Regions from separate parts of the Mus musculus genome. Here all the other regions are linked to region 3. The links are chromatin loops, found by intact Hi-C in ENCODE. Cell type or tissue: gastrocnemius. All regions are shown on one strand.

Evidence for each region. Hi-C counts contacts between places; a loop is a spot of excess contacts. Peaks named below come from ENCODE experiments on the same cell type or tissue, not always from the same donor. Only the 100,000 strongest peaks of a DNase experiment are listed, where the experiment ranks them.
Region 1: a loop joins it to region 3, with 2.5 times the contacts of the local background. A loop is called at or near these places in 11 of 42 quality-filtered maps.
Region 2: it touches region 3 in a loop (14-fold over the local background); 40 of 42 quality-filtered maps call a loop at or near these places.

Annotation. Positions count from the first base shown.
Region 1 is chr3:102,993,639-102,998,638 of GRCm38, reverse strand. Sike1 (suppressor of IKBKE 1) reads right to left here and starts at 2,899. Exons shown (of 5, transcript NM_025679.3): 1 at 2,672-2,899; 2 at 2,378-2,483; 3 at 1,254-1,396; 4 at 36-149. The coding sequence starts at 2,830. In gastrocnemius, no CTCF peak of the experiment used is centred here; a DNase peak (open chromatin) is centred at 2,925; H3K4me3 peaks cover 2,453 bases; H3K27ac peaks cover 2,781 bases.
Region 2 is chr3:102,801,294-102,806,293 of GRCm38, reverse strand. No RefSeq gene overlaps it. Among named protein-coding and RNA genes, the nearest start is that of Tshb, 21 kb to the right of the region's middle. In gastrocnemius, a CTCF peak has its summit at 2,169 (motif pointing right); a DNase peak (open chromatin) is centred at 2,175.
Region 3 is chr3:102,712,846-102,717,845 of GRCm38, reverse strand. No RefSeq gene overlaps it. Among named protein-coding and RNA genes, the nearest start is that of Tspan2, 19 kb to the left of the region's middle. In gastrocnemius, a CTCF peak has its summit at 2,676; a DNase peak (open chromatin) is centred at 2,663; H3K4me3 peaks cover 630 bases; H3K27ac peaks cover 879 bases.

The DNA.
Region 1 (5,000 bases), 280 kb before region 3:
AAAAAGAGGTGACCTTCTGGCAGTGAGAGCCTTACCTCCAGCTGAGCTAGTCTCTCCTGAACCTTACAGAATTGGTTATCGTCCACCTGAACAGCTCTCCGCATCACTGCTCCCATTTCACAGATTCTATCGATCTGACTTTCAATCTCCTGTGAAAATAAGATGAAGAAAAGGTTCCTAGTGATGAAGACCATGGAACGCATGTACAGGAGAATTTTATGTCTATTAAAACCTTGAGAAGTAAGAGTAAGTGGGAAGTGGCTCCCTTTGTACACACTACAGAAGTTACATTGCAATCATACTATATTTCGAGCTATAATAATATCAATCTATCAATCTGTGGCATTTCAAATAATTTCCAATTTTCAAAAGAATGTTTGATATCCAGGGACCAGGTGTGGTGGCATACACGTGTAATCCTAGCCCTTGGGAGGCCTAGGGAGGAGGGTTAGGAGTTAAGAGGCCAGCCTGGGCTAAATGAGACCTAGCTGCAAAAAACAAAACAAAACCCTAAACAAACAAAACACCCACCCAACCAACCAAAAGTAATATAACAGACAACTCAAATATTTAGATATTTAAAACATTCAAATATTTTAAACATTCCATTGCCTAAAACTCCTAACGATAGAAGATGAAACGTGGTGCATCTTTCACTGTAGTAAATAGTTGCTTCCAATTAATTACTACAGTAAAAGCTAAAATAGGGCAAGGAAACACCCTACAAACTGCAAGGTAATTGCTGGCTCCTCCAAGTTAAACAGTGAAGGATCAAAGAGGAGGAACTGCTATAAAACAAAGGAACAAGACCAGCCCTCCCCCCATAACACAGTCTGAGTCATTTGATGAAGTTAGTGACTGCTTGCTATGTGGAAGCGAGGGATAAAATCCGACTCATGCCCTTGGAACTATAAAACTTATGGCTCGATAGAATGTACAACAATCAGCTAAGCAGTCACTGAATGCCTTCAACACTAGCTGGTATCACACTTGCTATGTAGCCCAGGATGGCCTACTCTCAATCTTTCTGTGTCAAGCTGAAAAGAAATCCCTGGTGAGGGAGGTAACTTGACCACTAAAGGATGGAAGAGGCCCTTATCCCCTTCCTTTATTCATGTCTTCACAAAGCCACAGCCAAATTCAGAGTGATTATGAAAATATGCAGAAAGAGGAACACTGTTTTCTGCAAACAAAGGAACGACCCCACGATTTCAGTTCAGTTTATTTACAATTTATTTATCAGTGTTTCTTACTGCAGAGTGAGACTGGTGAGCTTTCAGAACTGGTTCGGCATCCACGGCTTTCTTAGCGACCATTAACTGTAACATCTGTTTCCGGTACTTGCTCATGATCAGTTCCAACGCATCCTGGTGCTCCTCCAAGGAAACCCACAGTTCTAACAACAAAAGCAAACATCTGGACAATGACGTCTAAGACTGGTCTCAAGGCAAACCTCCTAACAGCTGGAGCTCTCAGACACTCCACGGGACACTGGGAATCCAAAGTTGGAAATCAGTATTCAAGCCCACAGACGTGAACAGTGTACCTGAAAACCAACTCTCTAGGCAGTAGAGTCTTGTGCAAATAAAATGGGACGTGTAATCACGAGGCACGGATTTGAATTCAGTTTTCTAATTGACTTCTCAGAAGCAAAAATGAGCTCATTAAAATTAAAAAAAAAAAACTACATTTTGTTGATTTGTGTGAACCACGGCACATGTCGGGTCAGAGAAGAACCCCCAGGAGTCAGTTCTCTCCTTAAACCACGTAGGCCCTTGGAATGGCCTCAGATCCTCCAGCTTGGCAGTTCAGGCCTTCTGGCTGGTTCCAACTGGTGTCTGTGAACCTGTTTCTTAGCTGCATTGTGTAAATACTTGGTCAGGGGCATAGAGTGGAATGGCAGATGTAAAAGGGCTCCATCAGACAACTACCATCCTGCTGTCATCAACAACCCTAAGACTATGTATTTGGGGGACGAAGTTCTAGCCTTCCATCTTGCACAGGAACATTAAAGAAACGTCGATCTTAACTTTAGTGTTCACTCTAATATCGAAATGTTACATTTGGAGACTATGAACTTTAGTTATAGAAGCCTCCATTTGGTATGTGGTCACTCCCCAGCCATCTAACAATTCAACTCTGCTAAACTACTGAATACATCTTTCAAGGTCATCAACCAGGAAGACTTTTAAAAGAGCAATCTAACAGATTTTACTGTTACCAGTTGACCCTTGAAGCACTGATCTAAATATATGTATGCGATGTGCACGCTTGTGAACTGTTCAGGCACTTGTGTAAGAATGTCCAAAGTAGTATTACCAGAAAAAAAAAATCCTAGACACACACACACACACACACACACACACGCCTGACTAACCTCTGTTTTCCTGCTGTAAGTCTCTAATCTGGGTATTCTCTTGAGACAGCAGAATGTGAGGTTTATATTTAGACATGTCCTTCACGTCGGATGCATCCTCTTGATACTGGACAGAAAGACAGACTAAGGCACTGTAAACATGGGCAGGTGCTGCGGAGGAGGCAGCAGTCCCACCCACGACACAGGAAGCTCACACATCCGCCCTGCCCTCCAGACCAAGATAAATCAGGCCGCGCGACCCCACCCACCCGCCCGCAGCGTCCACCCCTGGGCGCGGCTCGGCCCCCGGCCGACCTGCTCGGGTAACACGGCGCCCGCCTCCCGCATCGCCGCCACCCGCCGGTGCAGCGCAGCCGACTGGTCCACCAGCGACTCGGCCGCCGCATCGTGCTCGCGCAGCCGCTCCAGCAGCGTCTTGGCGTCCGTCAAGATCTTCTCGATCGTGCAGCTCATAGTGGCCGAGGAGGCGCGCCGGGCCCGCTAGCCTAGGCGCTTCGCTCAGACCTTACCCGGCCCTGGCTCAGCGCGAATCGCGTCACTTCCGGGTGCACTTTAAAGGCGTGGTGGCATCTCGGTCGGCGCCTGCGCAGAGGTGGACTCTTGGTTACCCTCAGGCTTCGCCACAGCCTTAGCCTTTCTAGGGTGGAGCAGCAGAGGTCGGATTGGTGCCACATCCTGGTTTTTCACGAAGTTATTTCTGTTCCGGTCTTAGTTCAACTTTTCTTCTGGTTTTGATTGATGTAGTTTGTTATTTAGTAATGGGATTGTAACAAACTGATGAAACAGATACTCACCCCCAATAAGTGGTAAAATACACCGGAACCTCTCCTTTCCTCCCTCCCTCCTTCCATTTCTTCTCTTCTTTCTCCTCACCTCCCCCTTTTCCTTTTTTCCTTCCCTCCCTTCTTCCTTTAAACGGTGAGCAGTGTCTGGGAATGACATCTGAGGTTGTCCTTTGACTTCCACAACTGCACTTGTGTATGCAATCAGTTAGATGCACACGCGTGTGCACATACACAAAGGAAAATCTTTCCTTAGTGCAATGTTGGAAGCCTTTTGATTTGGGAGCTATTCTGCTATTCTACAGCACTATGGCTGACTGTGTTTAACGAGTACGGTGGCTGACAGGGAATTCTTTCCTAAAATATTTTTGTCCAAAAGAGTCTAGGACAGTAGAATAGTAGTAATGCTGTGTTTTAAAGAATCATTTTCCCTGTCCTACAGTCTCTTTTATCTTGAGTTCAGATGTAAAGTTTAGAAACACGTGATGTTTGGTGTACTTTTGTGATTTGGGGAAATGCCTATTGTAAAAATTTTACACTTACAAAACTGTGTTAAGAGGTTGCCTCTGGGAAGATGAAATAATTTTCATTCGGAAGGAAAACAACTTTGGGAAAACAGAATAATAGCCTCGAATAAGTTTACAACAAAGACCAGGATATATTTGCAAACGTTTTGTGAGGAGCGTTTCCCAGGACTCTTAGAAATACTTGAGGAGTACACAACCCCCTTGAAGTCACACAGGATGAGGGCTCAGATTATGTGAGCTGGACATTAAGGGGTAAAGATCCCCTCAGTTCTGGAGAAATTGGGGGACACTTGAAGGTTGTACTGGTAGCCCAAATAAACTTACCTAAGGCATGTGGGCATAGGTTAGGACATTAGGAAGGGCTGAAGTGGGGACAAGTTTTCGGTTGCCAGCAGTATAAGTCTCAGGTGAGAAGGGAGGGGCCTCTCCTGATGCTCCCAGCCACCGTGCATGAGAATACCCAACTGTGAACAGGCTAGTTTATTTGTTTCTAACATTTCACTTAGTTTCCCCCCCTTGTCTCCCTGGTATTCTTTAACTCTTAATTCCTTACATTTATATATTGGATTGTAGCTGTTGGGCCCTTGGTCTTGTCTCAAGGACTTGGTGCATGTGCAAGTGTGCAGAGAAACACAGAGAGATAGAGAGAGAGAGAGAGAGAGAGAGAGAGAGAGAGAGAGAGAGAGAGAAGAGAGAAGAGAGATGAAAGAGTGAAAGAGAAGAGAGGAGAAAAGAGAGAGACTAGTACTTTGGGTCTCAAAATGAAGCTATGGTGTTTTGGGATGCTGAAAATGCTTTAAGGTTAGATTGTGCAGATTGTAGAACTCTGGGACTGTAAGCAAAACTACTGAAGAACACACTGTGTAGTGTGGCAGTGGCTGTTAGGGTGATACCTAGGGATACAATGACACACAACTGAAATGCCAGTTCCCTCATGCAGTGCCACACACCCAAGAACTACAGCTCTCTAGTGCATAGAACTCTACATCATTTTTTACTGGTCTTTATTGTCTTGGGATGACCATAAATAGGAGTATAGAAGGGGCAGGGCTTGTGGAAATATGTGGGGACAAAAGGCAGTGATACACTAGACTTTTAATTCTACAGTATAAACCACAGCTGGGAGGTTGTGCACACCTTTGATCTCAACACTCAGGAAGCAGAGGCAATCAGATCTCTTATTTGAGGCCAGCCTGGTCTTTAGAGTGAGTTCTAGGACAACGAAAGCTACACAGAGAAACCCCGCCTCAAAAAAACCAAACCATACCAAAACCCCACTCTAAACAGCAATTTCTATGAACAGAATAAATTTAG
Region 2 (5,000 bases), 88 kb before region 3:
TAACTTAACTGTATGGTTCAGGAGTCTGATGGAGATGGAGGTGGGAGAATGGAGATCCCCTGGGATGGCAGGTTGCTCAGGGCAGTTTTTAACCCTTCATTTGAAGCTATGTTCTGTACATTTAATGTTTTGAGTATAATGTGATGTGGGAAATTTCATTCTGGTCCTCTCTGGGTTCTGTCTATCTTTTGTATCAGTATGAGTTTCCCTTTTTAAGATTTGAGATATTTTCTTTTATAGTTTTATTATATTTTCTATGCCCTTTGCATAAAATTCTTCTTCCTATATACCTATGATATGTAGATTTTGCCTTTTCATGGAGTCCCAGATTTCTTGCATGTTCTATTTATATATTAAAAGAAATTATCATTGCCCTTGGCTGAATGATCCAGTTACTCTCTTTTGTCTTTGTGGCCATACATTCTATCTTGTACATGACCCATTTTGTGAGTGGGGTTTTACACTCAACCTTTTATTTAACGTGTTCATTTCTATCATCAGAAATAGGTTTTTGGTTTGGGTTTTTATTAGTATTTCTCTTTATTAAAATGTATTTCATATAATAGATTGACTTCTTATTCAGCTGTTTTTCTTTTTAAAAAATTATTTATTTTATTTTACATGTATGAGTATTTTGCCTACATGTACATATATATGCAGCTCATATATTCCTGGTACCAAGGATCCCCTGCACCTGGAGTTATAGACAATTGTGAGCTGCCATGTGAGTCTGGGAATTGGACCCATGTCCTCTATAGGAACAGCCAGTGCTCTTAACTGCTGAACCACTTCTTCATCTCCTTATTCAGTTGTTTATGTGCTCTTAGAAAATACTGAAGTCCTCTTTGGGTTGTTGCTATATTTATAATCATTTTAAAACCTATGCACCTGGTATTTCATCAAACCATTTTGATTGGGGACCATTAGGGTGGAATTGCTAATTTTTGAAGACAAGTTGTCTTGTTTTTTTTTCATTTAATTTGTGGTTTTGCACTTGGACTTGCCTTTCTGGGGTTAGATCATGGTTAAGATTTGGTTTTGTTTGGAAATTTAGGTTGCCCTCTTCTTTCAGTGTATGTGTTTGCAGTGTTCAAGAGAACACTAGTCCTGGTGATGATTTTATCTGTTAGACTGACATTAGGTTCTATCTTCAGTCTGCCCCTGTGAGTTCTGCAGCAACAGCTATCCAGGAGTTAACCCACTCTGGTAATAGAATAGCAAGGGACTATAAAAGAGACACTTAAGTACTAATTAGTTTGGGGAATAAAGGGACCCTGATGGTATAGTTCATATTAATACTTTAGGATGAATGCAAAGGAAAAGAGGAGGTAAGCAACCCAGTGAGAGTGGTGTTGAATATTAGATTGGTAAATGTTGTTAGGTCTCAAATATGGAACAGATGGTTAAATGAGGTGCCTAGTTAGTATATCAAAGTAGACCTGACTGCCAGGTTCTCCCAGCATCCCCGAGTTTCTACAGGTTACAGGCTCTTCGGGCTGGCATACCCTACTCCCTACCCTAAATTCTAGCCCAAGGGCTGGGCTGCTCTTCCCTATATAATCCAGCCACTTTGGTTACTTGGACCTTTCCCCTTTTTATCTACTTTTTTACTCTCCTGACTCACCTCTACCTTACTGCCTCTCCTCACATGGCCAGGATCAGGGTCATGTTTACTGATCTCCGACTTTGCTCTCCTTTTTTCTCTACAGAATAAACCTTCTGGATATTTCATCATACCTAGAAGCAGTCATGTCCTTTTTTTATTCCTTCTCTCCCACCCCATTCAGATGTGAAGTAGAGGAGAGGGACATACATAAGGGCAGGAATAATTCAGACAAAGAAAAAGTGAGGTGGATATGTGGGAATTCTGGTTAATGGTAGATGACAAAAGGGAGGCAAAAAACAAACCAACAAAACAAAACAAAAACATCCCAACATACCCAGAAATCATAGACCAGATCTTCCTCTGGGTTTCTGGACACTGTAATTGGGTTGGGAAAAAAAAAGTAGTTGGGTTGGTATCAAAAAAGAGAAAGGAAGAAAAAGAACGACAAAAAGAAGGAGGAGGGAGGGAGGGAAAGAGAGAGAGAGAGAGAGAGAGAGAGAGAGAGAGAGAGAGAGAGAGAGAGAGCGCGCAAAAGCAAACAGTAAAAGGAGGTGTGGACAGTAGGGGGCAGTGTTGGCCTGCTACAAAGCCCTTCTGAATGAACTGTAGAAGAAATGAAATAGCTATAGGGGAGGAAGAGAGTTGGCTGGAGATGCATGATAATGGAACCACAGGGCAGATAAAAGAGAGCTGCAGTAGAGAAGAATGGGAATATTAAAAAAATGAGATCATTTTAAATTTGAATATTCAGTTTTGAAATTTTTGTAAGAACTATAATATTAATATCTTTTAGAAGTTAAGAGCATATTAAAGAATTTTCTTTCTTTTTTTTTTTTTAGAAAGAGGCTTCTATTTTTGACTTGTTGGAAATTCCTTTTGTCTTCAGCTACTATTAGAGGATCATCATTTGATTAAGAGTTTAGAATGAGTAGACCTTACTGGATACATGTTCTATGTCTCCTTTGGGCACAGAGATTCTTGCTGTGTCTTCATACTCTGATCCATGCTATGATTTTTTTTGTTTTTGTTTTTGTTTTTTTTTGTTTTGTTTTGTTTTTGTTGTTGTTGTTTTTTGTTTTTCGAGACAGAGTTTCTTTGTGTAGCCCTGGTTGTCCTGGAACTCACTCTGTTGACCAGGCTGGCCTTGAACTCAAAAATCCACCTGCCTCTGCCTCCCAAGTGCTGGGATTAAAGGCATGTGCCACCATGCTAGGCAAAAATGAGCATCTTAATATTGCTGTATACCACAAACTTCAAGAGAGTCACAGGCTCCAGAAAAGGACTTGCTGGAGGTAAGAATGCAAAGAGAACGAAAGGCTTCATTTCTTTCCTTATATTGGGTATTATGGCAGGTTGAATGAGAAATATCCCTGTGCTCTGTGGTGTTTGGATGCTTGGATCCCAATTGGTGGCACTGTTTGGGGAGGCTTAAAAGGTGTGGCCTCTTTGGGTAGAAGTTGTCTGTGGAGGCAGGCTTTGAAGGTTTTAAGACTTGTACCATTTCTAGTTCACTTTATCTGCTTCAAGATGTAAGCTCTCACCTTGCTGCATAGCCATCATGCACTTCCTGGCCATGTTGTATTCTTATCTCCAATGAACTGCAATCTTTAATAAAGTTTTCCTTCTGTTGGTTTTGATATATTATCACATCAATAGAAAAGTAACTAATACAGGAACAGAAAGTAGGACTGTCTATCAGATAGGCTACTATTGAGTTACATCTCCAGCCTGAAAAAACCAAACAAACTCGATTTGAAGTAATTTTGGTCATGTATAATGTTAGAAATATCATAGCTATCCATGTGGGGATGTTAGACAAATACAGCTGGACTACTCCAGAAGGGTCAGTATTTAGTAATTATTGGCATATAAGTGCCATTTAAAGTCTTGGTCTAGGGCTTGCAAGATGGCTTAGAGGTTATCAGTGTCTGATGTTCTTCCAGAAGGCCTCAGTTTTGTTCCTGGAATCAACATGGGGAGTTTTACAACTGCCTGTAACTAGTTTGAAGGTCTGCTGTCCTTTTCTGGTTTGTGAGAGCTCTTGTATACCTGACATACCACACACACACACACACACACACACACACACACACACACACAGAGAGAGAGAGAGAGAGAGAGACAGACAGACAGACAGACAGACAGACAGCAGACAGAGCAAACAAAAATCCTAAAAATCAAGAGAGAGAGACAGACAGCAGACAGAGCAAACAAAAATCCTAAAAATCAAGTCTTGGACTGGAAATACACTTTTTAGATAACATGTAATTATAGAATCAAAAGGAGTTAACACAGGAGTTTGAAGCAAAAATATCTGAAAAAACAAGGGAGATTGCCTAAGAAAGAGAGGCTAGTAGAGGAGGTGAAGCCTAAGGAGAATAGGAAATTATGGAAACCTAGGAACGAAGTGATTCAAGAAGGGAGTATTCCCTCTTATCAAACCCTCTGGAGTGCAAGTGCTCATACCTCAAGACTGAAAGAAGCCATTGGATTGAGACTTGTTTAAAACAATATAATCTCTGATCTCAAGGACATAGCCAAGTAGAAACATTTTATATAAAAATAAACAAATTACTTATAATTAATTTGATAGTAGTCATGTCTACAGGCTACAGAAGGGTGGATGATAATTTTACATAATTCATTCAGACCATTTAGGAGATTGACTTTTGGACATAAATAGGAGGACTAGAGTTGGACAAGACCAAGAAAGCAAATGTATAAGAAATAGCAGTATAAAAAATAGAATGAGATGAAGAATAGTTAGGAGAATCGAGCTTCATTTATTTATGTAGGACTGTATCAGCTGCTGTATTGCAGTTTGGGTTCGAAAAATGGAGTAGTGTTTAAGCAAGGAAAACAGACCTTATTGTTTAAGATACCATCTTTTGAAATTTAAATTTTTAAAGATTATGAAGTATACAGGCTTCTAATCCTGATCCATCTTTTCAGCTGAGTAAAAAACTTGTTTTAGGAAGATCACTAAGAATAACAGGCAGGATAAGGCTATTGTCATCAAAATGGTTCAATAAAAGTTGAAAACATTTTAGATTCTTTTGGATTAGGTCTAATGCATGTCCTATTACAAATATACATAACTTTATTACTTTAGCTGATAATAAACATCTTCTACTTCATATAAATATAATTTAATGATGTCAAAAGGCAAATTGCTTTGGTTGATACAAAGGTTAGAGATATTTTATTCATAGTTCAGGAACCTGAATTCAAACTGTAGTAGTACATTAAGAACATTAGTGACAGATCAGCTGTGGATTACAAACAGAAAATGGCAAAGAAGAAAAATATGCATTAACAGCATTTCAGTTATGAAATCAGAGTTCCTGAAAGAAATAAAAAACGTCAATTAATTTCAACAGATCAGTATTATAAA
Region 3 (5,000 bases):
TAATCATAAAACAAATAGCGACATTCCTCCACCCACTGCTTCCTGGGTTCAAAGAGTGTTCATTCAAAGAAAGTCATCCAGACCATTGCTGGAACCCGCTATGCAAATGTGCTATTGTTAGGGGCTCTTAGAAACTGTCTTGAGAGATACCCTGCACAATTACCAGGTATTCCTTGTGACTCTTGTGACTTTGCACTTCCTTGGGACTCTTAATCAACAATGCACTCCCCACTTCCTTGAGTTGAGGTTTCTTCCTTTAAATACCCCCTTACCCAGCTACTCGGCATGCCACGGTCCTCTACCCCTGCGTGGTGTATGACCCTGGGCCTGAGAGAGCTCTTGAATAAAAAAAAAATCCTCTTGCAGTTTGCAGCAAGACCGTTTCTTGTGAGTGATTTTGGGTGTCGCCTCTCCTGAGTCAGAACGTGGGGGAGTCCTCACATTGTGGGTCTTTCACTTTTTGCCCATTTCCCCTTCCTTGGGCTCTGCATGCTTTATGCTGGGTTTTTGCATGTGCTTGCTCATGCCTGCAGTGTGCTTTGGGGTCTGCAAATGTTCCTCCCAGCTATTGGCCAGATTTCAGGGTTGTAAGTTTTCCTGGAACACACCTGATACATCTATCACAACACATACCAGTTTGTAATTACAGTCAGCCTCCTTCCTGTGTGCATTGATTTTATACTCATGGGTTCAAGCAATGATGGATTGCAAACATTTGACTAAAAACCTGTGTCCTGAAAGGACATATTTTCTTTTTGTGTCATTATTCCCAAACCCCTGCCCCAGAAAAGAATAATAAATATTGACACAACATTCTCAGTATATTAGGTGAGAAGATGATTTGGAGTGTCTGGGAGAATGTGTATAGTTATGAAAACACCGTAGCATCTTCCATGTGAGAGTTGAGTACCTGCAGACTGGGCAGGATCCTGGGTCCCGTGGATGCTAAAGGAGGACTTTGTGTGTCTCTGGGTGAATTATCTGTTCATTGTTCACCTGCCTGCTGGTTGCTAAGCTGCACAAAGGTTCGACTCTGTGACTGGATTCTTGTGTCTGACATAGCACCCAGCCTGCACAAAACATTTTGCTGGGGTAAATGTGTTTATAAGGTTCATAATTCATCTGAGGTATGAGCCTGTGGTACCAGCTTTCTTCTCTCATGAAGAGAGCCAAGTGCCGTCTGTTCTCTTTGGGGCTTTTGCCTGTAGTGGACAGTGAAGGCTGCTGGCTTGATCAAACACGTACCATGGTTCTAGCAAACATGCTTCCCCCTTCCCGGTTGTGCCCTTGTTTGACTTCATTCTATACAACTTGATTAGGGTCTCCTCTTAAGTCCCATCTCATGATAGTATTATTATTATATCCTTGAAGGTAGTAATTAGAGTTATGAAGAGTCGTTTTTTCCTGGTTCTTTTCCTGAGTGGCTGGACTTTAGCTAATTCATTTAATCTCCTTGAATCTTAGTATTTTCATCCTTTAAATGATAGTGAAGTGTGTCTTGCTGAATATTACCTGTTTCTGGTAAATGTGCAAAGAAATGACTGTCAAAGCAAGCAGAAAACTGCTAAATGAGCATAAAATCCAAAAAAATTTATCATTTTATGACTTTTGAAATTCATTATAATGCCTGACACTTTGCAGGCACCAGCCAACTGGTGCGCCTCCATCTATTATTTAATGTGGTGAGGGGATATGCTATCACTTGTCACCACTAAGGACCCACTAAATCTCATCTCATTCCATCCCCCCACTTCTCGTTTGATGAAGAGGAACCTGAGGCTAGGAAAGGTTAAGCAACACATTCAAGGTCACACAGCTAAGAGCCTGTGCTCTCACGGGGTTCCCACATTTGCCTTCCTCTGGTCCCAGAACAGGGACAGCTTCTGGTCATGCTAAGAGGTAAAGGATTCAGCCAGCTCTATGAAGGTATTAAAGGCAGAGCTGGGACCAGCGCGAGGCCTGTCGGCTGTCGGTCCAGTGCTCAGCTCCGGCTCCCTTTCTGGCAGAGGTGGACACCTGAGATAGAAGGAGGCTCTCGTAGCTTCTTCTGTTCTCACCTCTTGGAGGCGTGCCTCTCACGGTCCAGGTTTCTTTTTTGTCATCGAATATATTTATATTTATATTCCTTTCACAAAGGAGAAAATGGGAGCATAGAGAGATCGCCTGAGCTTTTCTCTTCCAGGTAGAACACTTCCACATACTGCAGTAAGAGGAGAAAGCCGGATGGTTGGAATTTGAATATGAGGAGACACGTTAGTGACAAGCAGTAAGGCTGAACTGGAAGAAGCCAGCCAATCCCCTTCCACTTCCTTCCTGAGGTCTTTGCCTCTTCTGAGCTTGGCTTAGCCCTGACCGGAGTGAGCTCAGACACGACAGAAAGAAAGAGGAAATAGATTGTGTTTGTCTGTGGTGCTAGAGTAAGATACGGAGCAACAGTCACCCTAAAGGCCAGCCTGGACTTCCCCAGCTGACATTTGCTTTACTCGGGGGATCGATAATCTTGGCCGCAACACCTACAAAACCTGGGCCTGAGCTGCCTCCATTTCCAGCCTGCTTGGGTTTCAGTTCTTTCCAAGGTATCATTTCCTGGTTGTTTCTTTGGCAGTTTCTTCTGCACCGGCAAGGTTTAGTGTGCCCGGGCGTTTACCAGGTGTTGGCTCCCCCCTGCTGTCAGAAAGAAGCATTGCAAGGACTTGACAAGTTGCGTGTATCTCATGAACTCAAGAACTCATTGTCTGGGAGTGCTTGTCTCACGTCTCCTCAACAAGACATTGACTGTCCACGCGAGTGGGTCCAAGATCGGTAGCCATCAGTGCTCAGTTCACACTGCTGTTTATGCATTAAGGGAGTCGGTTTATGGAGCAATCAACGTGGTTTAGCACGCAATGCTTTCTAATTTCTGAGAACTTGGGCCTTTTGTTAAGGCCACTCCCAGCCTTCCTGGCCTCCTCTGAGCAGGCAGCATGGATACTTCTGATCGCGGTGGGAGCTGAATCCACCTTAGGTGCCTTGACACTCTCAGGCTTTTTACAGCAGGTCACCAGAGACTGGAGTCCCTTCAGGGCTGAGGAAGTGGAAGGGTTTCATCAGTCTACTGAGAGCTACCGGCCACTTGAGGTCCTCAGGGTTGGAGAGGCTAAGTTTCCTTCTTATTTACATTGCTGAACTGTCCTAGAGCAGTGGTCCTGGGCTCCTGTTACCAGCTTCAGAGGCTTGTCTCAGCCCTTAGGGCAGGGGCTCTCAGCCTTTGAATAGAGACTCAACCCCTTTCGCAGGGTCGCAGAAGACCATGGGAAGACGTAGAAATTTACATTACAATTCATAAAGATAGCAAAATTAAAGTCATAAAGTAGCAATAAAATAATTTTATGGCTGGGGGTCACCACACCACGAGGAACTGTATTAAAGGGTCACAGCATCAGGAAGGCTGAGAGCCACCGCCTTAGGAGGCGTCTACATCTTCAGCTCATGCTCCGTCTCTTGTCTGGGCTTCTTGTTTTCCTTGCCTTTCAGGTTCCCATGTTCTTAAAGTCCTAGAGGTCATAGGTTCCCCAAAGCTTCTTTCCAAAGAATAAAGGCCACCGCCCACTACTCTATATTGTAAGCACGCACTGTCTCTTGGGTTCCTCCTCATTTGTGTGACTCAAGCCTTTCTTACCCCCATAGGTACTACTCGGGACTCTCTCCCAGGGTGCATTGCTTCTGCTCCAGCTAGAATATAAATAGCTGGCTGCCAGTCCCTGGGCCGTCCCCTCAATACTTCAAACTGTGTGTGCCAGGGAGGGATTCAGCCAGGAGCGCACAGAGATGGCTCAGAGACTCCGGCTTTCCAATGGCCTGTGTCACTCAGCAGGCCCCGAGCATCTGTAGATTCTAAGCAAACATTTTATTTTGTCTTTGTCTGCATTATGACATGGTTTGTGATCCCCCCCCCCCACTTATCACATCTGCAGTGTGTTGGGTGTCTACAGTGTTGGAGATGAGGCTGGGGCTGACGCTGTATTCTGGACGATGTTTCCCACAGGTGATTTGTGCTTTACCCAGCACAAGGGCAGCTTCTGGTCAGGCAGAGAGGTAAAGGATTCAGGCAGCTCCATGAAGGTATTAAAGGCAGAGCTGGGACCAGCGTGAGGCCTGTCGGTCCAGTGCTCAGCTCTGGGCTCCCTTCCTGGCAGAGGTGGACCCCTGGGTCAGAAGGAGGTTCATGAAAGCCCCTCTCATCGAAGATGACAGAAAGTTTCAAAGGCAAATAAATATTCACTGGAGGCAAAGTGTGAACACTTCAAAGGAGAGTCACTGAAACATTCCCTTCGGGGGAGGGAGAGGGGGGGATGACACTTAGAGTTCAGAAATCCCAGAGGGTAGTGTGTCTGGCCAATCTCGGTAAGATGGGCAGGTACTTTCTCTTATTAATGTTTTGAAATCCCTCCTTTTTTTTTTTTCTTCTTTTACAAAGGGGAAAAAATGTTATCCTCAGGTCATGAAGCTGATGTGGGCTCAGGAAGCCTGTGATCACACACACACACACACACACACACACACACACACACACACACAAAGAGAGAGAGAGAGAGAGAGAGAGAGAGAGAGAGAGAGAGAGAGAGAGAGAGAGAGAGAGAGAATCAATGCTTCTTGATTTTATCCAGCTCCCAACCTTTTGTCCCTCTCAGCTATCCATCTGCTCCTCTCCCCTCATCCTTGGGAGCCTCTGCAGAGGTGCAGGTGACAGCAAAAGCTCTTCCTCAGAGGTGTGAGCTCACCTAAGTCCCCTGCCCCCACAGGACCCTCCTGAGACCCTTCCCTTTCTTTCAAAGCACCTTCTCTATTTCAGCCTTGCGTCTCCCCTCCCCCATTATCATCACCCTCTCTGTTATGATTTCAACCCCCCAAGACCTCTGTTGGGACTTGCTCACATTCTCCTGACTCTCAGGGGGTCTTCCTGCTGGTTGGTATTTCTCAACATCAGCCCCTTCCCTTGGGCTTCCCCACCCCTTTGCCCA